Linked DNA regions of Homo sapiens: region 1 is linked to region 2. Evidence: read pairs that join two places in POLR2A ChIA-PET (ENCODE). Cell type or tissue: Panc1. All regions are shown on one strand. Links, peaks and the distances in the headings refer to the core of each region. The heading gives the core; the rest is flanking DNA. Region 1 has its middle 220 kb from the start of NXPH2. Region 2 overlaps LRP1B (LDL receptor related protein 1B).

Region 1 (17,351 bases), core at 6,009-14,008, 1.7 Mb after region 2:
CTTTGATTGTGCTTTGTCTTTAGGATCATACCAGTAAAACCATGTTTTGTCTCCTGTTACAATTCTTCAAGGAAGTGCTTCAGGATCTCCATTTTACTTGTTTAAAAACTCCATTGAAAGCTCTACTCTTGTCTGCAGCTGGTCTGGATGCAAAAGTTTTGGCACCCAGCAAGTGAAAAGTTTGCTCAGTTTTAATTTTTTAGTCAGAATTGTGTAAGCTGAACCAGCTGAGATGTCTATTAAGTTTTCATCATTTCTGCTGTTAGCCATCAGTCTTCTTCAACTAGGGCACAAACAATATGAATTTTTTCCTCACAAATTGATGTCAATGATCTGCCACTATGAGCTTCATCTTTGACACCATCTTGTCCCTGCTTAAAACAAGTTATCTGGCCGGGTGTGGTGGCTCATGCCTGTAATCCCAGCACTTTGGAAGGCCGAGGTGGGTGGATCACTTGAGGTCAGGAGTTCGAGACCAGCCTAGCCAACATGGTGAAACTCTACTAAAAATACAAAAAAAAAAAAAAAAATTAGGTGGGCGTGGTGGCAGGCGCCTGTAATCCCAGCTACTTGGGAGGCTGAGGCAAGAGAATTGAACCCAGGATGCAGTGAGCCGAGATCACACCATTGCACTCCAGCCTGGGCAACAAGAGTGAAACTCCATCTCAAAACAAACACACAAACAAGAAAACCCACAAAAACAAACAAACAAAAAACAAGTTATCCATTTATAAACTGCTGATTTCTTTGTGGGCATTGTCCCCATAAACTTTTCATAAAGCATCAATGATTTCATCAGTCTGCCACTCAAGTGTCGATGTAAACTCAATGTTTCTGTCCTTGCTTAAATTTGAACAGAATTCATGTTGCTCTGATAAGGGCTCTTTTCAAACTGAGTTCTTATTTTTTTTCTTGCCTCAAAGTAAATCCTGTTCAGACATGTTACATGTTATACCAAGGTACGATGAGTTTATTTTGGTGCAAAAAATGTTGAAGTCCATGAGTAGTTTTCTCATAATATGCATTTTCCATGAGCATTTCGAACTTCCATATATATTAAGGCTTAGACTTAACCAGACATAATTTACATACACAAGTAAACACAGATCACTGAGCTTACACCAAACCTTTATTTTCTACATGCTTTTAAATTATTTGCTTAGCATATTAACTTTATACATTGTTCTATTACAAAATTTTAGCCAGGAGACACTTATATAGACAGGTATATTTCCCACCAAGGATAGCAAATAAATCACTCCTTCCACCGCTCTGCTTATTGCTGATCAAACACTGCACTTTTTGCCAATAGACTTAGGAGAAGCTTCAGAATCATTGTCAATATGGCAAAGTATATTACAGGCAGTCACTAGCAGTAAATTGACATTCACTTGAGAATAAAATTTATTTCTAATTTTTGTAAAACTGTAGGTTTGCTGAGGACAACATCATGTGTTTTATTTACTATATCATCATGAATTGTACTTGGCTACATATGAGAGAAACCTATAAGAGAGACTTAAGCAATGAGAAGCTTACTTTTCAGACAACAAAATCTGGAATCCAGACATAATCTAGCTACCTGAGGAAGTAACAAACCAGGCTATTTTGATCTATCTGCTTAGCTATCCCTGCTTTCTATTCTTATCATCATAATACGGGTGTTATAGCTCCCTTCATTGCATCCCATTGCTAGGAAGGAAGAATGGGGAGAGGAAAAAAGACAAAGAAAGGCATGTGTCTGCCAAATATGAACTTTCTAAACAGAAAACTGATAATTTCACAGGCAGACTCATTCTGAAGATATTTGCTTATATAATACCAGCCAAAATTATATCATACAGCCAAATCTAGTTTGCTAGATATAGCCCTAAACAAGTTCTGTTTTCTACTAGTGGGAGAAAAAATAAGGAAAAGTCTATATTTGGTGGTAACCAATAGATGGTTCCACAATGCTGAGCTTTTAACACACAGCATAGCACCTGATGCAGAGTACACACTCAATAAGAATATAATGAATGAATTAATAAATGAGTTATTGAAAAGTTATAACAATTACATTACATTTAACACTGAGCCTTTAACTGCCTCCACTGATGGTATCTCATACACCAACAAAAGATATCAAATAATAAGTATGTAGAATGTTATTTAAGACTTTATTTTTAGTACACAGAGAGCAGTAATACACATGATTAGGCATTTTAAAAGCTTTATAAATGATAATAATGGTAACTATTCCAAAATAAATATTTGGGTTTTTTTCTTCAATCTTATATCACTTGCTCTAAGCCATATCTATCTAGGTAAAAGACCATGCTTTATTCTTCACAGAAGTATTTCAAACTTCTATACTGATCACTTATACCTGAGGAAAGGACACTCTCTATCTAAATGTGAAAGGATTATTTGCTGTTGCTTAGAGAAGACAGGTGTAAACCTATTTGCTAATATGACACATCAAGATTCTTTAGTCTTGATCAATTAGATTTTCTCTTTGTAACTAGGGATTTCACCCACTGAAGAAAACTATATTCCTATTATTGAGAACAGATTTGTGTAATTTAGTTTATTCTTTTATAAATTTATTAAGAAAAGGACATTTTAAAAAGTAAAATTTAAATCAGCATTTTGTTTAAAAAAATAGAGAAAATTTGACAAACACACATGCACATATTCACAACAAAAAACCTTAGAGTCAGAGGTAAATAAAAAATCTGTTGAAACGGGTCTTAAAGGATAACCTCAAATCACTTTTTTTTGTACAACAATAAGAATAGTCAATGAATATGGAATTTACTGGGTTCCAGGCACTGTTTCAAGTTCCTTAAATATATCACCTCATTTAACCCATATATCCTGTGGGGTAAGTACTATTGTCATCACCACCTTCCAGCTGAAGAAGTAAGACTTACATCACGTGCCCATCTGCCAGATGATAAGCTTGGGGGTAAACCCAGTTCTGGAATCATGGCTCTTAATCACAAAATTGTACCCTGGATACAAAGTCTTGGGGCATCATACTTGAGAAGAGCCATGTCCACTGAATAATTACTAATATTGTATGACAGAAAGAATAAGACTAAGTGAGAAGAAAACAAGTCAGAATCAACAATAACAGGTGTTAGAGGTAGACTTTTTCCAAAGGAGTATCATAAAGGATGTTATGATTCCTAGAAGGTAGGAACACAGAAATTATTTTAATAACCTTTGCAAGTATGTAGTATCTACACTTGCCATCAAGCAGTCACCAATCTCACTTAATGCAAAATTAAAACTGGTCTCCCTTCCAGCAGATAAGTTTATAAAACTTGAAAACACTATCTTTTGAATTCTAAGAGCAAGTAAAGGGTTAGAATGTTAAAAATAAATAATTTAGGGCAGCACTGAAAGAGTATGTATACTGATATTATGAAAGAATAATATAAAAGGGTCTTAAGCAGTCATATCCCAGCTCAGAAGTTCTAACCTCAGTTATTTCACCCCCAGGTAGAAGAGCAAGGGAAATGTCTTTACCATCCTGCTAAGCGGTCAGCCCCTACAGCTTTCAATCTAGAGGCATGTTAGCACCTTGAGTGAGTGAGAAGTCTACTTCATTAGACAAATCCAGAGAAAAATCTAGGAGTGCCAGAAAAGTTCAGGCACTCCTTCCTGGCCATTAATGGTAAGGTGCTGGCATGTCATCTTCATTACCTGAAGTAGAATTGATTGACACAGGCCCTGGGTATAAGTGACAAAGGCCATTGCTCTTGTGAACTCTGATGCGTCAACTGGCAGACACTCCGCTACATAACAGCATCTTGGGCACTTAAAATAGTTTCATCATGAGGTACACCCTTCTAGACTTTCCTAGACAACATCCCTTCCTCTTTCATTGACAACTATACTGGAATTAATGGTGATTGTGGCACCTAATATGGCAATCTCTTATACTGGTTAAGGCATTTTTTATTATAATCAAAAGAAATGGTTCTAAGATTAGAAGAATTCAAGGGACCTCAGGATTTACCTAGGAATCAGGAATTATAAGTCTCCTAAGAGAAACAAGATGGTCACAGATTAGCTGGGGAGAATAAATGAAGATCCAGTTATCAAGAATCTTTTTCTCTTCAGTGACAGAAAAGGGACATCTGATTTTCCAAGGGAGAGTATATTGGAGTTTCTGTTCATGTCCAGACTGTGTTCATGGTGAGAAGAAACTTCCTTGAGGGTAAATCTGGCTGCAATTAAGAAATATTGTTGCAGGCTAGCGAGGAAGACCAACTTATGCCAGTTAATGATTTTTCTGGTTCTAGCATTGAATGTCCCACATGCCAGGAAACCCAGTCTCAGGCAAAGCAGGATGGTTGGTCCTCATAACACTAGCCTATCTGCAGGTGCACACACACTCACATGCACGCACACACCTGAATACAAACATGCCAGGACCTCCTTGCTTTCCCATCTTCTGTTGGTGCTCATTCTCTCTTCACATTAAATTTCTTCATGAGGCTATATTCTCTTCTTTTCTATTCACAATGAATCCTAACAATTATAAAATCAAAAGCCTGAATCACTAGCAGTCCTCCACCTCAGGAAGAAAAAGAGAGGGAGGGCTTTCTTTCCTCAAGAGTAAAAGTAAGAAAGGCTTATCTTCAAATGAAGAGACAAAAATTGTTTTCATATTGAAGCAGGTTGAAAGTTTCCAGCCTATCATATTCAATGAAGGAAGGATCCCCAGAAAGGTAAGGAATCAGCACATATGTGCACACACATGCAACCAATCCTTATCATTAAGTGACTTCCTATTAAAAAGCTTGAAGATGGCCATATTTAAAATTATGCTGCCAATTAGAAAATGCATCATCTTTTCTGAATTGTGCATGGAATGTAATAGAGACTCCTTGAGGAGCAAGTGAAACCCAATGAGTTCTATACTCATTAGTTGACTGAGATGAGAAAATGATAGACTAAAGACGCACTGGCAGCAGTTTGGTAACTTGGAGGCCTCCCATGTGTAGGAACACAGGAAGTGCCTTTACCTTATTTTCCAAGTGATGATCCTAATATTAAAAAATGAAAGAAGAGTTAAGACACAAACAGACTCTTCAATGATTCTCATGACAGGATCAGATGGAGCATTGCTTCTGATGTAAAATTATGGACAATACTGAGGAGTCATGTAAAATTAAACCTGAAAAATGAGAGTCCTGAATTCGACACCAGACAGAGGTTGATGTCCTTTCATAAGTTGTCTAAGTCAGGGGTTTTAAATCAAAAAGCCAACAGGAACCAAGTGGACAATTTAAACCACTTAAATATACCAGGATGAGGGCCAACTGGTGACTCCAAGCCTAATTTAAAAGAAAGAATTCCTACACAGCCCCTGTTGATTGTTGCCTAGGTTTAGTGTGTCAGATTTTCTGATATTTCCAGTATAACCATTAAAAAACCACATACAACCCAATTTGTAAGTCAAACCCTTTAATTTGTTAATTTACCATCTAACTCAACACTTTCAAAAATATTGTGTGCAAAAGTACACCTACAGGCTGGATCTGGCCCACAAATCCCACCTTGTTATTTCTGCTCCTAAAGCTTTGTTTTTTGTAACTTGATTAAACAGAATTGGAGGAGAAAGGAACCTGAGGTAAAATCTAGAAGCATGATCTCCAGGAGCCTCAGAGGCTCATGGAAAGTGACAGGAAAGCTGGAAAGATGCACTTCACCACCAACTTCCTCTAGATACTCTCAGATGATTCCAACTACCTACGTCTGGTGGTTACAAATAATATTTATTTTTAAACAACGGTTATAGAACTGAAAAGATTTTAAGTAACGACTAATTTCAACACAATACTAAATTTTACTGTTAAAAGAGTAAGACATAAAGTTAGTGTCACACCCTGGATTATATTCCACATCTCCTGTCTATCATTCCAGTACTGTTTCTAGCTAATTTCACAAAATTGAGACCATCCATGGCCTTTCGACACCAAAGTCTTCTTTGAGAGATAAAGCAAGACATTATATATTGAGAGGCTATAAACTGTCAAGTGCTATGCAAATGTAATTTACTGTGATACAATGAAGAGAAAGAACATGGCTTGATAGCTGGAACATCCTGATGGAAAAGCTTATACTAAACTTTCAGGAGAAAAACTCATTAACGAAACCTGTAAAATCATATGCTAAGTTGACCTAAAAGGATCCACTCTGTAAGTCTCTGGAAATATTAACAATGACGACAATCAGAGAAAAAGAAAAAAAAAAAAAACAGAGAAATTTGAAAGTAGAAATAACAAAAGGACATCTCCGTAGGACAAAACAATTAAAAATAATTGTCATTTGAAGGCAGACATACAGAAATTAAATTACTCAGACTAAATATGAGACAAGACTCTCACAGGTTCATTTAATTCTCTATTACAGCTCTTTCAATTTCAACGACAAAATAAGACATTCCAACTCATTGCTAAGAGTCAGTCGGCAGGAGGGGAAACAATGGAGAAATGGTAAGCTCTCTTAAACAAGCCCAGGGGAGTCGAAACACATTGCAAATGAATGATTTCCTTAAAACACACATTCCTAATTTGATGAAATCACAAAGTTTTATTTTTTCTATTTTTTTTTTCTGTTATACAGCTGCACATTCTCTAAAACACAGGTGCAACAAACAAAATAAATACTTCATATTTTTCTTTTGGTGAATTTCAAACATACAAGTAAATAATTTTCCTCACAATTTATACATAAATAATTAGCACACCTATTTTTTTTCAAGCTGGAACACGCATCTGGATTTAATTAGAAAAGCAAGAAAACAGCATCTGGAGAGGATCAGGCCAGCCTGTTCTTTATACAATTATAAACATTAAGAGAGAAAATTCTCTTTATGCTCACACTCCACCGCAGAAACAAGACCTTCTAAAGGAAGTTATAAAATGTTCCACTCTGGCTAATACGACATTAATATCATTCAAAGATGAGTATTATAACCCATCAAACCTCTATTATGGGTTTTTCACAATTTTCCTTTAATGCTCAGAAATTTCTTTCTCAGAAATTCAAGACTGAAATCCAATAGAGCCAAATGTCGTTGGCCTATGGACTGAAAACATATCTCTCCCTCTTTTCAAGCCTGATCTTGTCCCCTGAGTCTCAGCCCTTCTCTCTCTCTCTCGAATTTCTCTTCACTAATTATATTCTTTTCCTCCTGTCACTGTTCTCATCTTAATTTTTTATTATTTCTTCATATTTTTCTCAATTAAAACACAATATATAATTGTTATCAAATACTTGCCATTTGAAAGAATCTCATTTCCTCCTCCTTTGTCCTACCACCCTCTTTCTCTTCTCTTTCATGGACACACTTCCAGAAAGATTGGTTGACACTCAATGTCTTTGCTTTCTTACCTTCTGTCCTTAACCAATCATATCTGACCTCTACTGTCATCAAGTCACAGAGCATCTCCCCTAATATCACTAATGATCTATGTATTTGTCAAATTCAACAGGTTGTTTTCTCCATTTCTTAACCTCTTGGTGCCATTTGGCCTGGTTTTTTATTTTATAATCTTGAGATAACACAATTTTATTCTGATTTTCCTTCCATGTGTCTTTCTGTATTCTTTTTCTCACATAGCCCTTAAATGTTGATATTTCTTACTATTTCATCATTAGCTCTCTGCTCTTTTAACTTTACGTACATTTCTGGGTCACAGCTATATTTTCATAGGTTGTTAACTCTACAAATTTTTTTCTAACTTATATCTCAACTTCTAACTAGGTATCTTCAATTGGAGACATCTGAATATTTCTAAAACTTTCTTACCCATTGAAAGCTCATCTTCCTTTCTCTCTATTCCCTCTTTTTTAATAAGTAAGAGAATGGAAAAAGTATCGCCACACATTTTTCTCTAGACAGCAATATGGCCATTACTATAGATTCTTCATCTTCCTCACATTCACATTTATCCATTGATATCAATATTTTCTACCTATCCTTGTTTCTGTCCCTTCTCCAGTTAATTATCTTCACGATGCCAATCATGTACATTGAAACAAGTCACTTCTTATCTTTAGATCCTTCAGTGGATCACCTTATATTTGCAGAAACAAGTCCAAACTCCTTGCCATTTCATAAAAGGCCCTTCAGAATGAGGCACCCACCCACTTTGCAAGGTAAATACTACCAAGTTCTCCCACAGGTACCCTAAAATTCGAATCAAACGAGTTATTTGAAGGCTCCTGACAATAGCATGATCTCCTATGCCTCTGAGTTTAAATATTCTTTCTTGCTGGTGGACCATTTTAAACCCCTTTCTTATCTGTGTCTTCTCCAGTACTCAGCTCAAGGTCAATCACCTCATGGGAGTATATTTTGATGTCCATTCCCCCCGCCCCTCCTCCCGCAATTTGGTCCTCTCTTGTCACCTTCTAGCATTAGAGTTTCTCACAATCATCCTCATAGCAGTTATTAAAAGTCCTTTTATGAATCCCCACTTCTGAGATCCTCAAAGCTGGTTTAGTTGCTATTCTTGTTCAAGACCTGGTTATCTATCTCTTTCTTTGAATGTATGAGCTACTTGGTTTCCTTGCAATAAATTTAACTTTGTATAAGATAGGTGAATAGCTGAAGCTGTGTAGTATGACTGCACGAATGCACTAATGTTGTTAGTTATTCAACCTCTTTAAGGTTTAATTATGAGGTAATTAGCCCAGCTCCTGGGACACAGTCACTGCCCAGTAGGTGAGATCCCTGACCTTCTCTAGGCAGAGCACTTAGTGTACTAATCACATTGCATCTCATTATAGATTCCATTGCCTGCTTCCTTCCCTGTACTCTGAGCTCCTAGTTTCTAATGATACTTGTTAAATAGCACATACTTAGTAAATGTTTGATGAGGAAAAAAAAATACTTGGTGTTCATGTGTTTTTGCCTCTCCTGAATCTATATCCCTCTCTTGAAAACTTTCTAAATTATCTTTGGAAAATCATCTCTCTCTGATTCTTAGTAAATGTGGCTTGATGACACACTTCATGCCCCAGAGATGAGTAATGAATGGGTTAAGCTTACCAAGTATCTTATTTCCCTGGTTGCAATGATTGACTCATAGAGCAACACGTAACTGAAATAAAGCTAATAAGACGCAAGGAGACATTTATCACAAAATCCTGGGATAATTTGCTTCCATAATGCTATAATTCCTCCCTGGCTATAGTACTGTAAAATGTGAAATTTGGAATTCAAAATTTATTTTGTTAACATCAACCAAGGTATCCAAAACTGTTAGGAGTACTTGAGACCAGGCAAAGAGCTGAAGAGAAATGGGGCTATTTCTGAAATCTTTAGTCCTCTGAGATCAAGTCTCCTTTAAATCATGACAATGTATTAACTTTTCAGTTATATGAGCTGATGGATTTTTTTGTCATTTAAACCACATTGAATTTTTTTCCTCTTATTTGCAACATAAAGAGTTGTAACAGATATGTTATTTCAATCAATTTACTAGCTCTGTGTTTTCTGGCAAAAAACATTTTCACTAGTCATGTCTCTAGCTTCAGCAAATCATTAAACTCTGAGTCTGCGTTTCTGCACTAATTTCTTCACTGGCCTATATCTGACTTATACACATAACACTTGAGTAAAAACTCACTCCATTATATTGATATTTAGAGGCACGTTGCTTCTTTCATATGGTGTTACTTTAATGTACTTTTTTCTTCTCTTTACAGGATCATTATTTCTAGAGATGAAAGGTTTCTTGGAGATTATCTTATTCAATTAAGTCATTTAGTATACAAGAAAACTGAAGCCCAAAAGGTTAAGCAATTTTTCCAAAGCCATGCAAAATACATCGGTTAAAATAAACTCTATGACCATATTTACACTAACTAATCAGTTGTTTGGCTTCATTAAACTGGTCATTTCTCACAAACAACTAATTTATTTTCTCTATATGCATACAAAGATCATGACATATATTCTATCCAGGTGTGATGGTTAATACCGACTGTCAACTTGATTGGATTGATGGATACAAAGTATTGATCCTGGGTGTGTCTGTGAGGGTGTTGCCAAATGAAATAAACATTTGAGTCAGTGGGCTCCAGAAAGCAGACCCACCGTTAATCTGGTGGGCACAATCTGATCAGCCACCAGTGAATATAAAGCAGGCAGAAAAATGTGAAAAGGGACAGACTGGCCTAGCCTCCCAGCCTACACCTTTCTCCTGTGCTGGATGCTTCCTTCCCTGGAACATCAGACTCAAAAGTCCTTCAGTTTTGGGACTTGGACTGGCTCTCCTTGCTCCTCAGCTTGCAGACAGCCTATTATGGGACGTTGTGATCATGTAAGTTAATAGTTAATAAACTCATATATATATATATATATATATATATATATATATATATATATATATATAAAAACACACACACATATATACACACATATATATACACACACTATATATATATATACAGACACACATATATATGTATATATATATTCCTATTAGTTCTGTCCCCCTAGAGAAACTTGACTAATACACTAGGAATCTCCTGTGCACAATTTTAAGAAAACTAAAGCAACACTTAAGTAACAAATAAGTTATAAAGTAACATTATCTGTTACAAGATAGGTATGAGCAAACACCGTAACATTTGGAAGAGTTGAGAATTCCTCCTCTTTATTCAGTCATTCATTTATTTATCTAACAAACGTGTTTATTGAGGATTGATTGAATAAGCCTGTGTTTCAGACTCCCAGTTATTAAATAATTTCTATGGATCTGGTTAAAATCTAACCGTATCTTTAAAAACAGGTTGAATTTTTATTTAAGTAAGCAAGACTCAAAGGCATTCTTAGGAAACAGAATCTATGTCAGAAAAGACTCAAGAGAGGAAAAAATAATCAGTTAGAGAAAATGTATAGTACAAAAGGAAGCTGAGCCAAGTGATGAAGACCTAGAAATAGTGAGAGAGGCATTCAAGCTTTCCAGCATGTTGCCAGCATGGTTGGACAGGGGTGCCATAGCTGGGTATCTTAGGCATTATTGTGACCCTAGGTAAAGAGGATTTACTACTGAGTGTGTGCCATGTACCACTCAGCCAGGTCCTTCTCATGTAACATCTCATAAATACAGCTGTACTGTGAAATAAGCATATATTCAATGTATGAATTAAGAAATCAAACCTCAGTGGGATAAAAGAAGCATCCAAGAAAGTTTGAACTATTCTAAATGCTCAAATTGTTACTCAACTCAGATATGGCAAAGGAAGCCTAGGTACTGACCAATCCTTTTTAGCAAAAGAGTTAGGCATGGAGGACAGGGCCTCTCATCATTGAAGAGGAAGATGAGACTTTCCTGTGACCCAAAGTGTGATTGAATTGACGATATTGATGAGTTGATGCTTTCATGCAAATTAGACTGTATGTACTAGATATTGTGCCACTGAGACCAATTTTGGCCCATTCATTAGCAGTGTCTATATTTCTTCTGTCATTCACTGAGAGTGCTGGCTAATATTTTTTCAGGAAATATTGAACACTGTGTCAAGGGTACCATCAATTCGAGCCTTAATAATCATTATGTAAGACTGCTTGTCATTTTAGAAACCATTTCATATTTATTGCCTTTTCATGAAGGTGATGCTAGAATGACCCCTTGATAACTGATCTGCAAAGAACATTGGCCAAGAAGAACCTGGTCACCACAGACTTGAGAAAGGCAAGCATTCTGTGCCTCAATTCAACGAAAATTACAAGATGAGATTTTCCATTATTTAAAGAGGTAAACATGTCAGGAAATCTATGTATACAAAAATATATATTTACAATGGTAGTCGCCAGTGCTATAATATACTGAATTTACATCCCTGTTTTTAAAACCTGTTGAGAGAAATGTACTGTGAGAAACAAAAACTGCATACATAAACCTTTGGAGGATATGATTGCACTCACACAACAGAAATTAACACTGATCTCCTTTATATCAACCCATAAATGTGGCTTTCATTATTCTGCTAAATTAACTGTGGCCTTCCCACATTCTCAACTATTCCTTCCTCACTTTACAATTCAGTCTTACTTATAATGTTAAAAAATAGTATCAACTTTAACATTCTAAAAGACAAAACTCTTTTAAATCCTAAAGTCTGCATGAAAATTTTTGAAAATGTTTTGCTTCAAAGTTTGAATTCAACTCTTGTCTCCCAACAATACAAATACATCGTAATACTTAAAGATAAATAATAAAAATATTTTATACTTCCCTCCACATAACAGAGGCTGCTTGAGCAGAAGGCTCTGTAATTGCTTTGACAATTAAAAACATACAAATACCAAGCTGCTGAAAGAAGATTATCTAAGTCCAGTAATTTGCTGTTCTACTTAGCAGACAGACTGCTTAAGGGCATGTCACAAGAACATACAATTTGTTGCATAATGGTAGTGACATTTTCAGTCATTATTACTGCTATAGATTAAAGTCAACCAAATGTGTTATGTTAAATGCTAATATGGTGATGGTCTGAATTTTGAAGATACATTTATACAAGAACTGTTAAAATTATCATGAGGAAATTCCATTTTGCCCCTTATTTTAATAACAACCAATTTTAGTTCACAAGCCAAGCTTAACATTTCGTAGGCACTAACCTGGGGTTTACTTCCCATTGACAGTTAATATAAAATGTTTTCATTTCCTATTTCTTGAACATCCATATTATTGTACCATTAATATATGCTAAGCTTTAGAGGATATGACAATATAACATTTTTGGTAATTCTCCAAATAAAAATTGTAGAAATCTTGATGATTTTTTTCTATCATCTTTGCCAATGATTGCCATCTTTACCAATAATCTCTAGGATTATTGTTTAATAGAGAAGACCATTAACATAATAAAATATTTTGGATTCGATTGCACTTATTGTGATATAATCCATAAAATATGAGGAAGATAATTAACATCTGTCTATCGAAGGGTAGAATAATGATAACTAACATCTATTAATTCTTTACCATAAGTTAGACACTGTACTGAGGACTTTATGTTAATCACCTCTCTTAAACCTCAACACAACCATATGAGGTACTATTATTGTCCTCATTTTATAGGAGAGGTAATATGTCAATATCACACAGATATTATGTACAGAAATGTGATTCAGCCAACATTAATCCACTTATACTATGTCAAAGGTAACATGCACATATTCATTCAGCCAACAAATATTAATTGAACACGTTTTGTGTTCTGCACAGAAACTTTGCTGTCACTGTACCAGGTACTAGAGGCGACTGTCATAAATAAGACAAATAGTTTCTATTCTCACAGAATTTAAGATCTATGGGGAGATGGATTGATAATTAGGCAATTTCAATACAGGCCATGCTTTCATTTGCAATGTCTGGCTCTTATGTTTAAAGGTCCTGTGGCAAAAATCAGAGCTCCCTTTTTAGTATGCTTTGATATATTTAGAGAGGCTCTATAATTGCATATCTTCTTTATTCTGCCAAGTTTGGACATCTGAACTCAGAAATCTCAAAGCAATAAGGGGAGCCAAGAAAGAAAAATCCAGAATCTTAGAGTCTGGGAATTCTTATGGTTCTTTCCTGTTGTGCTTCTCCAAAAGATTTATTTCCCATTTGAATAATTTCTTTATTTCTTTATCAATTTTGGGGTCATAATCTGATTCTGTCATATGATTCATGAACAAAAGGGACTACACAGAATTAATGTTGATTTGCTTTATGACAGTATATGAAGAAGAGTTTTTTGCTTGCTTGCTTGCATTTATTCTAAGTTCAAGTCAATGATGAGTTGAAGTCAAAGTCCAGGAATAAAAATACTCTTCAATGTCTACAGTAAAACATTTAGGAAGTCAGAATTTTGAGTATTTGTGAACTCTCTTTATGTAGAATGCCAGAGTCCCTTCATTCTGGCTCTCTATCAGTGTGTGTCCTTTATAATCATCAGGGCATGTGCAACAAACATTCTCTCATACTTTTCTATCTCATCAGCCATCTGTGCTTTCCATTCACTCAGACACATATTCAGTAACCACCAGCTACATCACCAGGACAATACGTTACAGTTGACCATTGAACAACAAGATTTGTTCAGCTCACGTGGTCCACTTATAGGTGAATTTTCTTCTGTTTCTGCCACTTCTGAGACAGCAAGACCAACCCCTCGTCTTCCTTCTCTTCTTACGTCCACTTAACATGAAGACAATGAAGATCTTTATAAGGATTCACTGCCACTTAATGAATGGTAAATATATTTTCTCTTCCATATAATTTTCTTGTTTTCTTTTTTTAATTTTTATTTTAGTTTTGGGGATACATGTGAAGGTTTGCTACATATATAAGCTTGGGTTAACATGTCATTAGGGTATATATTATTACATCACCCAGGTATTAAGCCCAGTACTCAATCTTTTCTGCTCTTCTTGCTCCTTCCAGCCTCCATCCACCCTCAAGTAGACCCCAGTGTCTGTTATTTCCTTTTTTATGTTCATGAGTTCTTATCATTTAGCTCCCAATATTAAGTAAGAACATGGGATATTTGATTTTCCGTATCTGTATTAGTTCACTAAGGATGATAGCTTCCAGTTTCATCCACGTTCCTGCAAAAGACACAATCTCATTATTTTTTATGGCTGCATAATATTCCATGGTGTATATGTACCACATTTTCTTTATCCAATCTGTCATTGATAGGGATTACATTGATTCCATGTCTTTGCTTTTGTGAACAGTGCTGCAGTGAACATTCGCGTGCATGTGTCTTTATGATAGAAGGCTTTATATTCCTTTGGGTATACACCTTGTAATGGGATTTCTGGGTTGAAAGGTAGTTCTCCTTTTAGCTCTTTGAGGAATCACCATACTGTCTTCCACAATGGTTGAACTTACTTACTCTACCACCAACAGTGTATAAAGGTTCCCTTTTCTCCGCATCCTCGCCAGAAACTGTTATTTTTTCTCAAAAGTGTCTCATTTTTATACCAGATCCTGGATCCCCCCCACCAAAAGAGGGAATCAACCCATTTCCCATGGGAGTCTTATCTCTCAATGGCTGTGGGCGGGGGAGGGGGGTTGAGAACATTTCCATACCTTCTAGATGGCCAAGAGCATGCTTCTCATCTCACACTGTAATCCCCAGGTGTCAAGGGATGGACCTGGAGGGAGGTGATTGGATCATGGTGGCTGTTACCCCCATGCTGTTCTCGTGATAGTGAATGAGTTCTCATGAGGTCTGATGGTTTAATAAACGGCTCTTCCCCCTTTGCTCTCTGCTGTCTCTCTTCTGCAGCCTCATGAAGAAGGTCCTTGTTTTCCCTTCACCTTCCACCTTGATTGTAGTTTCCTGAGGCCTCCTCTGCCATGCAGAACTATGAGTGAATTAAACTTCTTTACTTTATAAATTACCCAGTCTTGGGCAGTTCCTAAGAGCAGTGTGAAATCGGACTAATACATCTTTTCTCCATATGGAGTCTCAGGCTGTTAGAGCTTGAATATCTGCTTTTTATTAAGCTGACTTTTAACCATAGCACTCTTTAAAAAACATTTTTTAAAATTTCTTATTTCCCTACTTTAGCCATGCGAAATGGCCAATACTGGCTTTTGAACTTTACCAAAGGTAACCTTCCAGGCACTCAGAGAAAGGAAATTTCAAGATGGTTTGTGGAAGAAAGAGATTCAACAAATGGTAAAAATCATACAGATTTCAACCAAAAAGTACTTATTCCCTAGGCCAAAAATTGAACCTGAACCTGGGCCACCACTGTGAAAAAACAAAGCTTTAGCTACTGAGCTGCAGCACTGGGTGGTCTCCATTGCCCTTCCCAGAAAGAGCCTAGAGCAGCCAATTTTGAGCTTGCAAAGGCTTTTAACTGCTTGAGATAATTTTTAGGGCTAACTATGGTATGAATTCTAAAATTTCTGTTCCCTTAGTGGAGACCAAGAGAAAGTACCACCATCTGGTTACAAGGTCAAGCTCCCGAGGAACATTTCATAGGCAAAAGCCTCTCAACTTTTCAAGACACAGCCCAAGAGGTTGCATGGGGTAACCAAAGTAACATTTTCCATTCTGGCCAGAGCAAAATACATGTGATGTGACAAAACATAGACATTAGCCACTTAGTACCCAATATCTTACTGGCAAGGCTCAAACTTGCCCCTGGACAGGCCCTGTCATCTTTAATCCAACCTCCAATGAGGAGTTCCAACATGTGGTCTCTGGGCAAGATGGTTGCCCTGAAAAACAGAAAAGAGAAAAGAGAGAAAAGGAGAAAAGCATTGCCTGCGACAGGGTAGAGAAGGCAAGGAGCTCAGGGAGGCCAGAGAAAGACCTACCCATTGGAGCGACACTGAATCAAAAGTTTAGGCAACCACTTGTTGGTCGTGAAGGGATTTTTTCCAGCAGTCCCATCAGCTCTCAAGTTTCCCCTCTGGGGAGAAAAAAGCTCTCCATGTCCCATGGTCCTGTACATGCCTAATCCTCTCACCCACAGCTGTCAGCAAAGAGTGCAAGGTAGATTAATGCAAACAAAATGGCAGTTAACATCCCATAGTGCCAAATCCACCCTTAGACAAGACAGACTTTACTGAGAGGGACCTCTAACCCACTAAATCTTAGGAAGATTCTAACCTTTGTAAGTTGGGCCTCGAAACCATATTTGGTCAAGCATCCTTGTCTTTTATTAAGAGGGACTTTTAACCCACTCTGTCTTAGGAGAGACTCTAACTCCCCTAAGTTGGGCCTCTAACTCAATCCCATCCTTTACCTGGGTATCCTACCACTTACCCAAAGTTGGCCAATTGGTGCTGCAGTCTATTTCCTTTGGGTCAGGGTCTCTTCAGTATCACCCCTTTGTGGTTCCCCAGGATGGTGTTACCAGAAAGGGGTCCTGATTCAGACCTCAAGAGAGGGTTCTTGAATCTCACACAAGAAAGAATTCAGGGCAAGTCCATATAGTAAAGTGAAAGCAAGTTTATTAGGAAAGTAAAGAAATAAAGAATGGCTACTCCATAGGCAGAGCAGCCCTTTTTAGATTTTTTTATTTTAAATTTTTGTAGGTAAATAATTGGTATATATATTTATGAGGTACATGAGATATTTTGATATAGGCATGCAATGCATAATAATCATACCTTATGATTTTCTTAATAACATTTTCTTTCCACTAGCTTACTTTATTGTAAGAATGCAGTGTATAACTCTTAAACAAAATATGTGGTAACTCTTTGTGTTTATTGGCCAGTCATTTGGCCAACAGTAAGCTATTAGCAGTCAAGTTTTTGGAAGGTCAAAAGCTATACATGGATTTTTAACTATGTGGGGGGCCAGCATCCCCA
Region 2 (17,351 bases), core at 5,328-13,327:
AATCTCTAATTTTCTCACTCAAGAAATACCTCATACAAATGTAGTCAAGTGAACTGGAATTTTTCCTTTTAATAGTATATATATAGCGGATATATATATGTAGTAATATATAATGGATATATCATGTTTTATTACTTCCCTTATTGATTACAAATTACCTTTCTTCTAGTTTTTTTCTACTCTAAGTTATACTAATCTAAATATTTCCATATGGCTACTTTATTCTTGTTCGTTAGAGTTACTTCCAAGTTTTTAACACGATATTTGAGTTTAAATGATAAAAGAGAGAATTCAGGTAATTATTCAGATGACTTATGTCAAGTGTTTCAATTAGATAAATTGTTTAGTGCTTATTTCTCATATTTTAATGCTATACAACTTAGAATCTTAAACTTTTTTGTGTGTATCACAACATAGAACAGAGATATACTTAGTGTGTATCATATGTCATATGACATGATTTTGAAATAAAGACAACAAACTGATTTCAAACCTAAAACTTTAATAAGTATTGAGTAATTACCAGAGGACAATTAGTCCAGAACTGTCTACATTGCTCACTCATGGGATTTAATCCAGTGGACAATTTTGTTGTTGTTTTGAGACTGGATCTTGCTCTGTTGCCCAGGCTGGAGTGCAGTGGTGCAATCACAGCTCACTGCTGCCTCAACTGCCCAGGCTCAAGTGATTCTCCTATCTCAACCACCCCAGTAGCTGGGACTATAGGTGTGTGCCACCACACTGCGTTTTTTTTTTTTTTTTTAATTATTTGTAGAGATGGGGTCTCATCATTTTGCCCAGGCTGGTCTTGAACTCCTGGACACAAGTGATCCTCCTGTCTTGGCCTCCCTAAGTGCTGGGATTATAGGCATGAGCCATCATGCCCAGCCCAATTTTTAAACTAACTTTCTCTGTGGACCCATAGTCTCAAAATCCTGGTAATGTAATTCCATTCTCTATAGACCTCCAGTACTCTAGTTGAAATTTCTCCATAACAAAATTGGGCCTATCTGCTTTTCATTTTATATCCCTATCATGTTTTTTAATAGCACTCTTTACCCAGTGACTGTACAAATTAATGGCTAAACTGAGAAACATTCAGATATAAACTGGAGTAGGTAACTTACTATTTATTCACCATTTTCTTAATAATGATTGCTACATAATTTAATATCTTTGGCATAAAAGTATGTCTATGAGTTGATTAAATTAACTTTGGCCTCTGATAATGGGAAGGGCAAATGGGTTTCATAGAAAAAACCTTAGGAGTTAACAAAAGCAGAAGAAGAGAGAACATGATTATTAATAATATTAAGAAAACATTTGACAAAAGCATACATTTATCTGCTTGTCTTTTCTAAATGCAATAAAAATGAGAGTTTAAAAAAAAAAAAAACACAAAAAGACAGGAAGAACCTAATGGGAAATAGCAACAAATTGGAAAGACAGCAGGTAAAATTATCAATCAATGCAGACATTTTCAGACATGTACAGTTACCAAATATTTAACTCTGGTGTACCTTTCTTTGAAAGCTGTTGGAGAATGTGTATCTAGTAAATGAAAGACATAAAACAAAGAAAAGAAAGACGTGAGTTTCAGGATATAAGAGACTCTCATATAACGCACATAAACAACCAAAACTTTGTTTCAAGATGAAAGTTGCACATGAGACTCAGGAAAGTCCTGGTCCAGATCAGAGAGGGAGTTTGGGAGATATGAAAAGGAGCTCTTTGGAAGAAAAATGGCTTTGATAGATTATATGATGTATAAGCATCTGGAATATAATTTTGTGTTTAACTTATACAGCATTTATAAAGAATTAAAGACAGGTACATAGAAAATAAAGCAAGTGAAAAAATAGTTTTTAATTACAGGAATCACAAAAATACAAGAAAGTAAACAAAATCATAGTACAGTACTTGTCTCTGCAATGAACAATAAAAATTGACATATAAAAATACTGGAAGTATGCAAAAAGAACTATGGGTATTTAACTTAACATTGTCTAAAATTAATAAAGACCAGTGAGGTATGGGCACATTATTTATGAATATGAAGACGAACCCAGAAAAAGTTACTTTAAAAGTTGAAAAAAACACTTTTGCAGAGCAGGAGTTTTTTTTTGAGGGGAAGGAGTGGGACATTAGTGAATGATAGGTTGTTGTAAGGGATTTCTAATAATATACACTTTTTGAAAAACACTATAAGCATGTATCACATTGATAAAAGTAAGCATTAATTTAAATAATGGCTGGTGATAGAATATACATTTTTCTCCTAATATTGCCTGAAAACAAAAATATTAGTTATTAACAAATATGAAATTATTGATAAACAGTTGCATATCTGAAAGTTAAAGAAGAGATTAAAAATCAATGTGTTACTCCCCAAATAATCTATTTTTCTTGACTCTTAAAAATTTATTTCTTATCTCTCATCCTGTTTTTCTCACTAGTCTCGTAACCCTAATATAAAGTTTTGTGGTTTTGTTTTTGGCTTTGATCATGCATTTTGGAAATTTTTTACATTAAATTGTATCGTTTTATATTTGCTCATGTTGTCTCCCCAGTGAGAGTTCAAGTTTCTTCCTTTGTACCTTCCTTTGTATCTCAGCCTATGTTAAATTTGTAGGTGGGGTTCATTCTATATTTACTGTGTTGAATGTTTCCTGTTTCTTATGTAGCACATATCTGTGTTTGAATATAAGTCCACTGAAGCCAGAATATATTTTTACAGCATTTCCTGAGTACCAGGGGCATCTTGGTAACTGTTAAACATTAACAAAACTCAGTACACTGCAAAGTTGGTCTGGCACCACATCACTAAAAGCAAACCTTTAGTAGCTTTCCACTCCATTAGCTGTAATCGAGTAGAACCTTTATTCATCAAATAAAACCATGCTGAAAATAGATTAAAGTTACAACGCTTATGTACACAGGGTAGTATCATTCCATATGTCTAAATTGCTGAAAAATAGATCTACTACTCATAAAGTATCTATTAGATGACATGTTTCTAGTTCAGTAAAGTGGGATCTTCTTAGTCAACATGAACCTATTATTGTGGCACATTTCATGCTCATTGAAAACAGATTTATAACATGTAAAGAGTCTTTTATTAAATAGATTTTCAGTTCACTAAAAAAAAAAAAAAAAAAAAAAAAAAAAACAGATTTACAGTTTAGGGACAACCCATTGCCTAACATGTTTTCAGCTCACTGAAACAGATTTACAACTCAGAAACAACCCATCATCTAACATGTTTCCAGTTCACTGAAAACAGATTTACAACTCATACATAGCCCATTATCTAACATTGTTCCAGCTCACTGAATATTGATTTAGAATTCATAAACAGCCCATTATCTGACAAATTTTCAGCTCACTGAACAGATTTGCAAATCATAAACAACCTATTACCTACTGCATTTCCAGCTCACTGTAAGTAGATTTATAGTACATAAACAACCTATTATCTCACATGTTCCAGTTCACTGAAGGTTCATACAGAACCCGCAAAGAACCCCAAAGGGTCAAGGTTCCACCTTGGACAGAAAATAAATAAATAAATAAATAAATAAATGTAGACATATTGCGTTAAAAACATTTGATCCTAATGTACTGTCATATCAATAGACATGATAGAGTTTTATCATCATTTTCAAATTTAAAAGAAAAAAATTGGATAAATTAAAGGTGGGAAAACTAGTTTTGTGGATTTTAAGAAATATTTATTTTATTTTTGGAAATTCAGGATGAGAAAATAAAATTATTAAAAATGATTATTGTTTATAAATAATGATGCATTTTTACAACCTTATTGCCAAAGATTGTTTAATTGTTATCCTGTTGCAGTATATAAAGCCATTAGAAAACATGAACTTTTTTGAATGGCTAATATACCAACTTTTGTTAGAAATTGTTAAAACAAATTAACAGAAAAACTTCCTTTTGTATATAATTTGACATTAAATATGTTTACTGGCCATTAATTTGTTTTTATATTATCAATGTGAAAAGACCATATTTTTCCTTCAAAGTATCCAGAAGCTAAACTTTCCTTTTAAACTTTTTATTCCAATTTTTCATTGCTATTTTATTCAATGTTAACCAACTGAAATTTGTAAAGACACAATAAAAATGTTTTACTTAAAATAGTATGGGTTTAAGTATAAAAAACTAAATTTTGAATAATTTATAAGTAGATATTAACTTATGAATGTGTGATGTTACTTCTAAAATGTTTTATTATGGAAGTTTTCAAATAAGCACAAAAGTAAAGAAATAAGTTCTGTTAATCCTTGGGCCCATGGATCAGTTTCAATTAGCATTGACATACAGCCAATTTTGCTTATCTGTTCAATCTCCCACCCCCAACACATACACTCACTGTACCATCGGGTTACTTCGAAACAAATTCCAGGCAACAGGCTATTACATCAGTAAATATTTTAACATTATGGTAAGAGATAAAGGCTCTTTTGTTTTTAATGTAATCACAGTGACACATCATGAGTACATTAAAATAATACCTCAATAGATATAATTTAATTTCTAGCTTACTGATGATTCCATAATGTTGTATTTATATATATATGTATGTATATATATGTATGTATATATGTATGTATATATATGTATGTATATATGTATGTATATATATGTATATATATGTATGTATGTATATATATGTATGTATGTGTATATATATATATGAAATATCTATCTATCCATCCATCCATCCAGCCAGCCCTCTTATTTTTTCTCCTTATTTCCAGTACTGGCCTATAGTTCACCCATATTTGTTAGATGGAATAATCATTCAATGTATGATCTAAAATATTATTCAATGTATATATCTAAAGATTTACTCTGGTCTTAGGATACGAAGTGCTGAGAAAATCAGTGAGTTTCTGGGCCTCTCTTTCTCTTTTCTCAATAGGGCAGTTATAATGATTTTCAGTCTATGGAAAAGCATGTTTTCTACCGCACTGCCTACTTCCCTATATTATGAAGTACAGTTTCCTTTAATTATGAAATAAAGCAATCAAATAGAATTTTTTTTTTTACTTTTATGTTTCAAGATACATAACTTTCTTTACCAAAAGGGATGTGTATGTGTGTTCCTGAGAAAACACTCATGTATATATCACATTGGCATAAATGCCTATCAGTACTATTATATTTCACAGGATAAAATCATTTTGAGGTATATATAGAAGCTCTGTAAAATATTGGGAACTTAAAATATAATAAGAGAAGGAAAATATGACCACTTTTAACTTAGTCTGTTTTGTGATATATTGATGAAATTCATTGTCTTGTTTGTGATTATACTACTGTCAATTTTTGTTTTAAATTGACCCTAGTTAGCTATTGCAAGACCATTTAGTTTGCCATTTCTCTCAAATTTACATGCTTTTGTGGTTTTGTCAGTAACATTTGCTTTTTTAACTCTCTGCTTCTCCAACCTTTAGTCTTTCATACATTTCCTCACTATAGTTGTTAAAAGTTATTGAAAATTCCCTGAAAGTGAACCCCAAAAAACTTTTCTTTTGAATGAATCAGACAAATAGTCCAAGGAGATACACAGACATACACTTGCACATCTAATACAAGCAGAAAAATCAGAAGTAGTCCGCAAAATTACAAATGGTTTAAAAGCAGTAGTTTCGACAAAGCAATAATCAGAAAGAGGAAAGAAGAAAGAAGTAGAATTTTTCTGTATCAGGTCATATCTGGTTGATGTGATAACAAAGATATTTTTCTTTAAAGAAAATTTAGCAATGCCTTTGGGGAAAAAAACAAAGCAAAACAAATCTCTTCCTTTACTGCTTTCCTGGCATTATCAATCATACTTACAATAATATACATTGTGATTTTCTCAATGATTTTTTGAAAATTGTAAAGACAGTGTCCTGAAATAGTGCCAAAGTAATGTGCAATCACCATTTTGTTAGAATTAGTACATCCCTTTAAAATAAGACAAAAAATGTCCAGTTTCTATGTCTCATTATTATATATTGTCACAAAACCTGCCAAGATGTTTTTACATTACAGAATCTGCTAGCAGATTTCCCTGAGCTTTTGGTGACAATGCTGAGGATAATTATGAAATCACTGAGAAGTGGGCAAAACAAAAAACATGATTAATTCTCTATTTGTGGTCTGACATAGATGGACTTATCTTAGAATTACTATAATATGGCATTTATTGAATCCCCTATGTACCACTTAAACCACTTGAATGTGTCTTGTTTCCTTTGGGAATTAAACTAGTAAAGAGATAAATGTATACTCTGCCTATTCTTTTTTTGTTTTTTTTGAGACGGAGTCTCACCCTGTCTCCCAGGCTGGAGTGCAGTGGCGGGATCTCGTCTCACTGCAAGCTCCGCCTCCCGGGTACAGGCCACTCTCCTGCGCCAGCTTCCCGAGTAGCTGGGACTACAGGCGCCCGCCACTATGCCCGGCTAATTTTTTTGTATTTTTAGTAGAGACGGGGTTTCACCGTGTTAGCCAGGATGGTTTCGATTTCCTGACCTCGTGATCCACCCGCCTCGGCCCCCCAAAGTGCTGGGATTGCAGGCGTGAGCCACCGCGCCTGGCGCCTATTCTTTTAATTAAGAAATATGAGGTACTTTTTATAACCTAGCTACTTCTCTGTGCTCTGATGCAATACAGATAAATACAATTCAGTCTCTACATTCTTTGAGTTTCTCTTCCTGCACCTAGGAATGATTAATCTGGAAGGAAACCACTATCTTAAATTCATGAATAACTGAAACAATAGAGTCACATCCAAAGGACAGAACAATTTACTTGCAAGTGAGATTCCAGTTATTGAGGTATTTTGGATTATTGAGGTATTTTGATATTTTATATCTGTGACAATTATAAGAACCTAGAAAATTATTAGAGCAGGATAATTCACAGTTCATTTGCTAGAAATTTAGGACATAAAATAGACGATTAACATCAAGGTTAATAAATGTAGAATTTGGAAGTCACCACTGTACTTTATAAGAATGAGAATAAATTTTTAAAAAGCTTGTTTTACTGATGAATTGGTAAATTTTAATTATTTCCTTATATAATAAGATTAAAAATTTCTTGAGCATGTATTACATGTTGAGCATACTTCGATGGTCTAGAATTTGTACAATAGGAGATCCTTTTAGAGAGATAGGCCACATATATTCCAATTTTTAGAGAGCTAGGAGATATATATATATATACATACATATACCCATACAAATTTCTCTTATTTAACCTCAGGGCTACTGTGCCCAGCTAGGAAACCTTGGGTGAAACTTATTTAATGATATCATTTGACAGTAATGATTATACTTACTGGTGTGTGGGAAAAAGCATAGCTGTGGCAGCAGTATTTCACATGACAAACTAGCATAGAGTTGAGTGAACAATACGGAGAGCAGATGTTTCTTTAGGATAGTAAGAGACCCTTTGTGATAAGTTTCAGATGTCAAATAAATCCATTTTTACTTAGCATCCCTTCTCGTCTCTTATGAGTAAGCATAATTTCTCTTAAACATATGGCCAAAAATGAAATAAGCCTGGGAAATCCCATCTATAGTGTCAGTCTGTGTTATCGGGGAAAAAAAAATCTTCTGAATTAGTAATAAAACCCATCTGTTCCCACTTAGAGGAAAATGCCTCACACTGATGAAGTGAGACTAATATTCAGCATTTTAAAAAGTGTACAGAAAAATTAAATGGTTTCTTTTCTTAAGAAGATGTCAGACCCATTTATTCACTTTGATCAATCTTCAAATTTTGATTACTGACAGTCTTTAAAATAACTGATAAAGAACAATGCCTTTTCCCTTATATACATATTAATTCTCACAAAACATCCTAAATACCGAGATATTTCTTATTTTTAGAAATTATTCATCCTTGTTAATGTCATAATTTGCTCACAATAGTAAGATGTTTTCAATCACAATTGTTGTCTCCTCAGATTTTTAATAGTCCTTCTGATTATAACAGTAATCCAGATTCATTGAAGAAAAGTGTAACAATCCAGAAAAGCATGGTAAAGAAAATTAAACACTCATGTTTCATTTTTCTCAAAATTGTATATACTTATAGTTTTAAAATCAAGTAGTTCTATAAATTCTATAAAAATAGCAATTACTCATCCAGTATTTCCCTGTCCACATTACTATTCCCCAAATGTAGTTAAACTCTCTCTCTTTTTTTTTTTTTTTTTTTTTTTTTTGAGATGGAGTCTTGCTCTTGTCTCCCAGGCTGGAGTATAGTGGCAGGATCTTGGCTCATTGCAACCTCCACCTCCCAGGTTCAAGCGATTCTCCTGCCTCAGCCTCCCAAGTAGCTGGGATTACAGGCGCCCACCACCACCTTCAGCTGATTTTTGTGTTTTTAGTAGAGACAGGGTATCACCATGTTAGCCAGGCTGGCCTCGAACTTCTGACCTCAGGTGATCCACCCGCCTCAGCCTCCCAAAGTTCTGGGATTACAGGCATGAGCCACCATGCCTGGCCATAGTTAAAGTCTTTTAGTATGCTTCTTTAGCATATTTATCTCCATACATGTATATATAAATAAATAACATATAAATTACCCCTATTTCTTTATAATATGGTCACATATATTATCTTAGGCTTTTAAATATGAAAAAACTTGTTTTCTTACATAGCTTGCAGACTTTACAGCCCAATACCTATTTTCTACCATATCACCATATTTAATTCCATAGTCATTCTTTACGTTGTTATTATCATATAAATTTTAATGATTGTTAAACCATCTAGTATATGATGCCTATTTTTCCTTTTTCATACAACTTTCTAGTCTCCACGGATTCAACAATTATCTCTTTTTTTCTCCTTTGCTTATAGTACTTATCACTACTGCACCAATATATTCCCTTAAGAGATATGTATATCTCCTCTCAGTCCTTATCCTGAAATATTCAAGGGAGTAAACTTTTGCTACTTGTTATTCCTGAAAAGTATCTATTTCCTATCTTTTTATCTTATTGTTGTATAGTCCGGGAGGTTTCCTCAAATTTGTCTTCCATCATTCTATTGATTTTGAACTTTCTGCCACTATATTTTAATTTCTTAGGACTCTTTTGAGGATATTCCATATAGCATCCTATGTTTGTTTTATAATGTTAAATGTTTCCTACATCCTTTCTATTGTCTTGATGATGCTTATTAACATTTCATTCTTTTGGTCTGGGTCTTTCCTGTTGGAGATATTCCTCAAACGTATGGTGCTACTTAGCTTTCTTAGATTTTGTAAATATCTAGGGATTTAAATTAAGATTTTTTGTATTTATTTTAAAGTAATTTTAAGAATAGCTTTTGACACTTACATCAAGCTTTGTATTACTATTTTCAACAATTTTTTTAAGTAACATTTTTAACTGGTTTCAGTAATCTCACAAAGTAATCTACAACTATTTTTTTCCATTATCAAGATACACTGATGGATTCATTTTTAGTTGGATTGGCATGTTTTCAACTAAATATGGTACTGGAACAATTTATTTTTGCTCCTGTTTAAGTGACAATATTGTTAACTTTCTTTTGTACATGAAAGGAAACTTTCATGATTCTAAATTTTTTCTTTTCTAATCTTTGTCGCTCAAAACTCAGAAATTTATAACACAAATTTCTTGTAAAACTTGGTCCTATAGAGGGGTGTGAAGTCAGTGTGATTCTTTTCTTTGTATACAGCTTTAGTTTCCTGTCTTGAGCTCAAATGAGTATAGTTATTAAATATTAAAAATATCCAGAATATGTCTAAAAATGGGTATTCTCCCTAATTTTTCTGATAATATGCTTTTTTAAAAAACTTTTCTTGTGCAATATTTTCATTAGTTAGGTAGAGTCAAAAATTATATCTTTGATAACTTCCTTTATTCTAGTGTATTTAGTCATTTTATAATTCAGTAAGCTTCTTCCATATTGTATTTTCACTTAAATATTTATCTCTGTGAATTTATCTAGATGTCTCAAATTTGTCTTTCCCATCAAGAATTCAATATTTGAAAATGACAACTGTTTTTTTTCACTGTATCAATTATAGATTTTAATTTTGTACTTGCATTATTGGATTTCCTATAATATTTCCTTATCTCCAACATCTCCCTTTTAATCTTAAATGTTGCTTTTTTAAAAACATTTTTCCTTTTGACTTTCTGCTACTTTTTTTTATAAAATCTCTTAAACTTACATTTTTTTTGTTCTATGAACTTTAAATATCAGGCAATTTTCTAATATATTCTCTTGTGCTTACCCATATTCAAGAAACATATTGTTTTCCTAAGCCTTTAGAATGAAGTTCATTTTCCCTTTTTCTGAAGGTAATATGTTAGAACCATGTTATCTATTTTCCAGTGTTATTTCTACCCTGGAAGGCAAACCTGTTTGACAATAATCAAAGTATATCATTTGCTGTTCATTCCACTCGAAATGGCTTCCTCCAATCTTCAGCTCAGAAGTGGTGTGATGTATATGTCTCCTAATCTAATACTCAGTGTTCATGACTCCCTCATCTACTGCAACTATTCTAGGTCATGTGGTATTTTCTCCTAAAATCTGGTTCGATGACATTTTAGTTTTGTGAAATATACACTGAACTACAATTCTCTCTTTGCTTTCTTCCCTCTACCTATTTACTTTTTGGGTAACTGCATCTCCCTACATAAGATGAACTTCTGCCCATTCTTTTTTTTTTTTTTTTTTTTAATTTTTGTATGTGTTTTTTTTTAATTATACTTTAAGTTTTAGGGTACATGTGCACAATGTGCAGGTTAGTTACATATGTATACATGTGCCATGCTGGTGCGCTGCACCCACTAACTCGTTATCTAGCATTAGGTATATCTCCCGATGCTATCCCTCCCCCCTCCCCCCACCCCACAACAGTCCCCAGAGTGTGATATTCCCCTCCCTGTGTCCATGTGATCTCATTGTTCAATTCCCACCTATGAGTGAGAATATGCGGTGTTTGGTTTTTTGTTCTTGCGATAGTTTACTGAGAATGATGATTTCCAATTTCATCCATGTCCCTACAAAGGACATGAACTTCTCTGCCCGTTCTTATCTCCCAAACTTACTGCCAGATGGTTCTGGTGTTTCCTGGAATGTTTGAAGAAAAAGAACTGTTAAAGGCCATTCGGAAGAAAAGAGAATTAAGGTGCTCTTTTCAGAGTGATACTTGTACATGTACTTAAGGATGACTAACTGATGACTAGCTGTTAATATGGATTTACTATTTGGAAACTAGCTAAGAGACATGGGGTTAAGAAAACAATACATGCCATCTTTCACTTTAACATGTTTATTCTATTAGAGTTGCCCTGGCTAAAGAGGCTCACTGCTTGTTGTGTTTTTTAGTCTAGATCTATTAACCTTGTAATTACTTTCGAGGGGAAATCTCTCTCACTATTGGGAGCAAGTTTTCCAATATTACTAGAATTTAGTGGTGGCAAGAATTTTCACTTTGTACTTCCCCTGAGATTTTTAAGTTGTTTCAGTGGGAGACACTTCACTAGGGATTTTCATCAGCTCCCATTTAAATAAAGTTCCTCAGCAGGCCAATCTTTAAAATGATTTAACTGTCGGCCGGGCATGGTGGCTCACACCTGTAATCCCAGCACTTTGGGAGGCCAAGGCAGGCAGATCACCTGAGTTCAGGAGTTTGAGACCAACCTGGCCAACATGGTGAAACACCGTCTCTTCTAAAAATATAAAAATTAGCTGGCCATGGTGGCAGGCACCTGTAATCCCAGGTACTTGGGAGGCTGAGACAGGAGAATCGCTTGAACCCAGAAAGCGGAGGTTGCAGTGAGCCGAGATTGTGCCACTGCACTCCAGCCTAGGCAACAGAGTGAGACTCCTTCTCAAAAATAAATAAATAAATAAATAAATAAATAAATAAATAAATAAATAAATAAATAAAAATAAAAATAAAGTGATTTAACTAACTTTCTATCGGAGCCAGCTGAATTGCCTTCCTCTCTTTTAAATTTTCTGATTAACCTCTGCCTTTTTTTTATATTAGAAAAAGTAAAACATTCAAATAAGTATCTAGAAATTAAATTTTTTTAAAAAACCTTTGTTTGCCAATACATTATTTTGGGAAAACTTTATATTTGCACTAAGAAAAATTGTCTCTTTCGTGTAGCTTACTTTTAGAATATATATTTCTTTATGATCAGAAGTTGAATATAAAAGTAAATATTTCTCAAAATAGAGAAAATTTAAACTTTGTTTACAAGTGCTTCAGTTATATTAGCTTCATTAAAGTTGATAGAGTAAATTGAATGACATGTTTCAAGGATTTATATTTTTACCACAAAAATATAGTATGGATACATTAGCACAAATATACCTAATATTTATTGCCAAACTATAACCATCCAGGTGTATTATACTGTCTTCTTAAGGAGTCAAAAAATGTAAAACTGGTTGAGAGATAAATACATATAGCTTTTGCTATTGTCTTTATTGGTGAGTCCTAATTCTTATAGTTTGGTAGATTCACGGGATCTGGTGAGGAGGAACCAATGTGATTCTGATACTACAGGCAAGCATCCAAACTATGTGGTTTAAAGCTAAGTGTTATGGCATTATCATATAACAAAGAGGAAAATCAAAGAAGCAAACTTTAGCAGTGGATACTTGTCTTTTATCAAAGCTCTAAAGCAATTGTCCTGAGCTGTTGAGAGAAAAGAAACTATGATTTCCTAGATCTTTCAACTACAGAATCAGCCCCAATTCTTCCATTCAGTAGCATGTAGTCTGGGGACAATTTGGAGAGAATATGGGATTGAATGAACACTTCAACTTTTTTTTTCCCCTTGAAAGTGCTATTTGTAGGATATGATTGCCACTATCCAGATAAAGCATAATAGTGCTAGGGATGAAGAACAGAGAGAAGTCTGTATTTCAGAGCTTTAGAGAATGAAATGGACAGAAATTGATGGCCATTTGACTGTAGTAAGTGGAGGAAGGGGATATTTTATGTAACTCTTATTTCCACCTTGAATTAGGTAGGAAATCACTACCAGGATAGAGAATGCCAGAAGACAAACAGTATTGTGAATGTTATCTCATATGTAGTGTTGGCTGGATTGAATTTTATGTACCTAGAAAACACCTGTACTAAAGATATTTAAAAGATACTTTTAAATATTGGCCTGAATTACAAAGGGTTGAGGAGGTCAAAGTCTAGAGATATAACCTGATCAGTTCTACCCCCAAAATATATTTTGGGTTAGTTTGTTTCTCTCCCACCCCACTACCAGGATGCTTCTTTGGCCATTAATCATAATCTACATTCTCCAGCTCCTATCTCTAACTCTATAAATTGTGTTTCATACAACAGTCAGAGTGATATTGTGTGAGGGGTTATGCCACTTTTCTGCTTAAAGGCTCCACATTACAATTAAATTTAAAGTTATATGTCGTATTCTGTCTCTAAGGACCTTGCATCATCTGGCTCCTGGGATCTCACACCATTCCTGTGCAGTTCTTGAGACTTGAAGCCCACTGGCTTTCTTTCCATTCTTCAAGCTATCTTACTTCAGACTGTGGCATGTTTCATTTCCTGTACCTGGAAAGATCTTTTCCAGAGATTACCCCTGAACCCGGCCCCACCCTCTATTCCTACTTATCAACATTTTTCTTATCCTTTATATCTCAGTGTAAACATTACTTCTACAGAATGATCTGATCACCCCACCCCTCCTCACATTCTCCACAGTATTTCACAACTCAGTACCATGTTTATTTCATTAACGACACTTAGAACAATGTGTAATTTTTTTTTATTATACTTTAAGTTCTAGGGTACATGTGCACAATGTACAGGTTTGTTACATACATATACATGTGCCATATTGGTGTGCTGCACCCATTAACTCGTCATCTACATTAGGTATTTCTCCTAATGCTATCCCTCCCCACTCCCCCACCCCACCACATGCCCCGGTGTGTGACGTTCCCCACCCTGTGTCCAAGTGTTCTCATTGTTCACTTCCCACATATGAGTGAGAACATGTGGTGTTTGGTTTTCTGTCCTTGCAATAGTTTGCTCAGATTGATGGTTTCTAGCTTCATCCATGTCCCTACAAAGGACGTGAACTCATCCTTTTCTATGGCTGCATAGTATTCCATGGTATATATGTGCCACATTTTCTTAATCCAGTCTATCACTGATGGACATTTGGGTTGGTTCCAAGTCTCTGCTATTGTAAATAGTGCTGCAATAAACATACATGTGCACATGTCTTTATAGCAGCATGATTTATAATCCTTTGGGTATATGCCCAGTAATGAGATCACTGGGTCAAATGGTATTTCTAGCTCTAGATCCTTGAGGAATCGCCACACTGTCTTCCACAATGGTTGAACTAGTTTACAGTCCCACCAACAGTGTAAAAGTGTTCCTATTTCTATACATCCTCTCCAGCACCTGTTGTTTCCTGAATTTTTAATGATCGCCATTCTAACTGGTGTGAGATGGTATCTCATTGTGGTTTTGATTTGCATTTCTCTGATGGCCTGTGATGATGAGCAAAAATGCATAATTTTTTAAAAAGTATTTTCTTCTTTGTAGTCTAATTTGTCCAGTAGACTAAATAGTTCATGGGGGCAGGAACCACATCTGACTTGTGCCCAGTGCATGGTTAGACTGAATGCCCATATTCCCCAGGTGCCCAGGATAGCCCTGTTTCATGCCTGCTGATCTGATGATTGTTAATAACACCGTCTTCACTCTCAAAAATGTCTTGATTTGGATGATAAATTACATGTCAATTTATGTATGGTAAACACTCAATAATTATTTATTGAATAAGTAAATAAATGGGAAACTCTGACACATAGATGTTATTAAAATATATAAAAAATAAGACAATTTGAAGTGCAGTGCAATGGTTCACTGATGATGTAAAGCATAAAGGGTTGGAAAGACTATTTATTGCAGAACTCCTGTGTATATATGTGGGTGTTTAATTAAAAATATAATTTTTAAAACATTATTGAGACATTAAGATTTCAAGTTTTTTTAAAAAAGCATTTAAAGGCAGATTTAAAAAATAACTTTGCACACTGTTGATGAATATGGTATGTTTTGATTTATTACTTCAGAATACTGCATTTAAATGCGGAGAAAAACTAGGGAATTATTTCATTTAATTGTGAAACATCTTCCCATTAGTGTTCAAAATCCCAGATTATATTTCTCTAGAGTATAAATTTGATTGAATCCTTTCATTTGTCTAGAAAATATCAAGAAACATTGAGAAAGTAATATTTCAATCTATATGTTTATATATATGATATACAATATGAACACATACATATGTACATATATATGTGTATAGGTATGTTTCATACCTGAAAAAGTACATATGTCTATTACATACATCTATACAGATATATATCACATATCACATATGTATGTATTTGCTCATATACATTTATATATATATCTAGGAATGATGCTGAAAACTTTCATTTTGTTTTAAAAATAAAACAATATTGAGATCTAGATTATATAAAATACTCAAAGAGAAATAGTTGCTTTTATTTCAACCTTAAAAAGCTAACAGTTTATGTTTAAAAGATAACTAACATTAAAAAATATGAATGCTATATGTGTACTTTATTTATAGAAGAACTGAGCCTGGAGTAGAGGAGGCAGCTGGATATAAAAAAGTGCATAGACTGGCATCAAAGAGAGCTCACTTTGAATCTGGGTTTTGCCAAGTGTGTTATCTTAGAAAAGTCATTTAACTCCCTGACCTTCAATTTTTTCACCCACTAAGTTAATAGTACCTAGTACAACATGAAATTAGGAGGATGGGAAATGATCTACATACCACCATACCATTGCTATGCAATCGTAAGAACTCTAAATATAACTTCTCTCTTTAATGTTCAAACATGCGGTGATCAGGTCTACCTGCCAGGTTTTTAATGGATTGTCACAGACCCAAGCACTTTCCTAGAAGGATTATCATGATGAGCTTAAATCCCTGTCCTGTGAGAACTATCTGGGGGGAAAAGAAACAATTAATGGATGAGAGATAGCTTCAAAATCAGTGGAGCTGACATAAAGGAGGAGTTGATTTCTCTGTTGGCATGTTTAGGGTATGAAATTACGAGAACTGAGTTTTGAGCGTTGTATAAAGAAATTAGGAATTATTACATAGCAGACAGAACTTTAATGACTGATTGGAGTCTATCTAAACTCTAAAATTTATATAATTATAAATAGTATACAATAAGGTACATAATACAAGAAACTATAATAAGGAGTAGGAAAAATAATAGCAGAATTTTACTAGGTTTCAATAATTAGGACAAATGATTGATGAATGTCCTGAAAATGGTAAGGAATTTTGAAATCAAGAATATTGGCAAGGCCCGGTGCGATGGCTCACGCTTGTAATCCCAGCACTTTGGGAGGCCGAGGCGGGCGGATCACGAGTTCAGGAGATCAAGACCATCCTGGCTAACATGGTGAAACCCCGTCTCTACTAAAAATACAAAAAATTAGCCGGGCGTCGTGGCAGTGCCTGTAGTCCCAGCTACTCGGGAGGCTGAGGCAGGAGAATGGCGTGAACCCGGGAGGCGGAGCTTGCAGTGAGCGGAGATCGTGTCACTGCACTCCAGCCTGGGCGACAGAGCAAGACTCCATCTCAAAAAAAAAAAAAAAAAAAAAAAAGAATATTGGCAAAGGGTTAGTATAGAGATATGAGGAATATAGAAAGAAAGAATAATTTCTTACTCAGAGACAGTAGAAGGGCAATTGAATACATTAAAAAATCTGAAGTGAACAGACAAGAAGTTAATAAACTTCATGTCTAATGGTAACAATCATTTTAGTCAAGTGGAAAGCTCATTATATAGTCAGCACTATGCTATAATTAAGTAAAAGTGACAGGATTCTTCTTACATATTCATATATAATAAATATACATTTATAAACCTCACTGTAAGAATTACATATTGTTAATATCACTGAATGTTGTAAATATTGACCTTCAAAACATTTTATGTCAGAGGCACAATCAGAACAAAATGAAATGGGCATTGAAGAAAACTGCAAATGGTAAAATCCAAATTAGACCGAAAAAAGGCTTCCTGATTAAAATAAGGTCTGCAAATTGTGACCTGTGAAAACTGACCTGGGTAGAAATAATGGCTACACATAAAATAATCTATATAATTAGAAAAAGTGGAAATCCGAGAGGTAGTTAAGAGGAAGATTTTATGTTTAATGGCTTGAACAATTCATTAATATTTTAGATTTTTTAAATCAAAAAATGCAAAGAATGTATG

The links. ChIA-PET counts read pairs that join two places held together with the same protein. Peaks named below come from ENCODE experiments on the same cell type or tissue, not always from the same donor. Only the 100,000 strongest peaks of a DNase experiment are listed, where the experiment ranks them.
Region 1: POLR2A ChIA-PET joins it to region 2 with 16 read pairs; 1 of 35 experiments calls an interaction of 5 or more read pairs at or near these places.

The regions. Positions count from the first base shown.
Region 1 is chr2:138,989,737-139,007,087 of GRCh38, reverse strand. No RefSeq gene overlaps it. Among named protein-coding and RNA genes, the nearest start is that of NXPH2, 220 kb to the right of the region's middle. In Panc1, for the core only: no CTCF peak of the experiment used is centred there; a DNase peak (open chromatin) is centred at 9,087.
Region 2 is chr2:140,644,917-140,662,267 of GRCh38, reverse strand. The region is part of intron 41 of LRP1B (LDL receptor related protein 1B); the gene reads left to right. Among named protein-coding and RNA genes, the nearest start is that of MIR7157, 67 kb to the right of the region's middle. In Panc1, for the core only: no CTCF peak of the experiment used is centred there; a DNase peak (open chromatin) is centred at 11,297.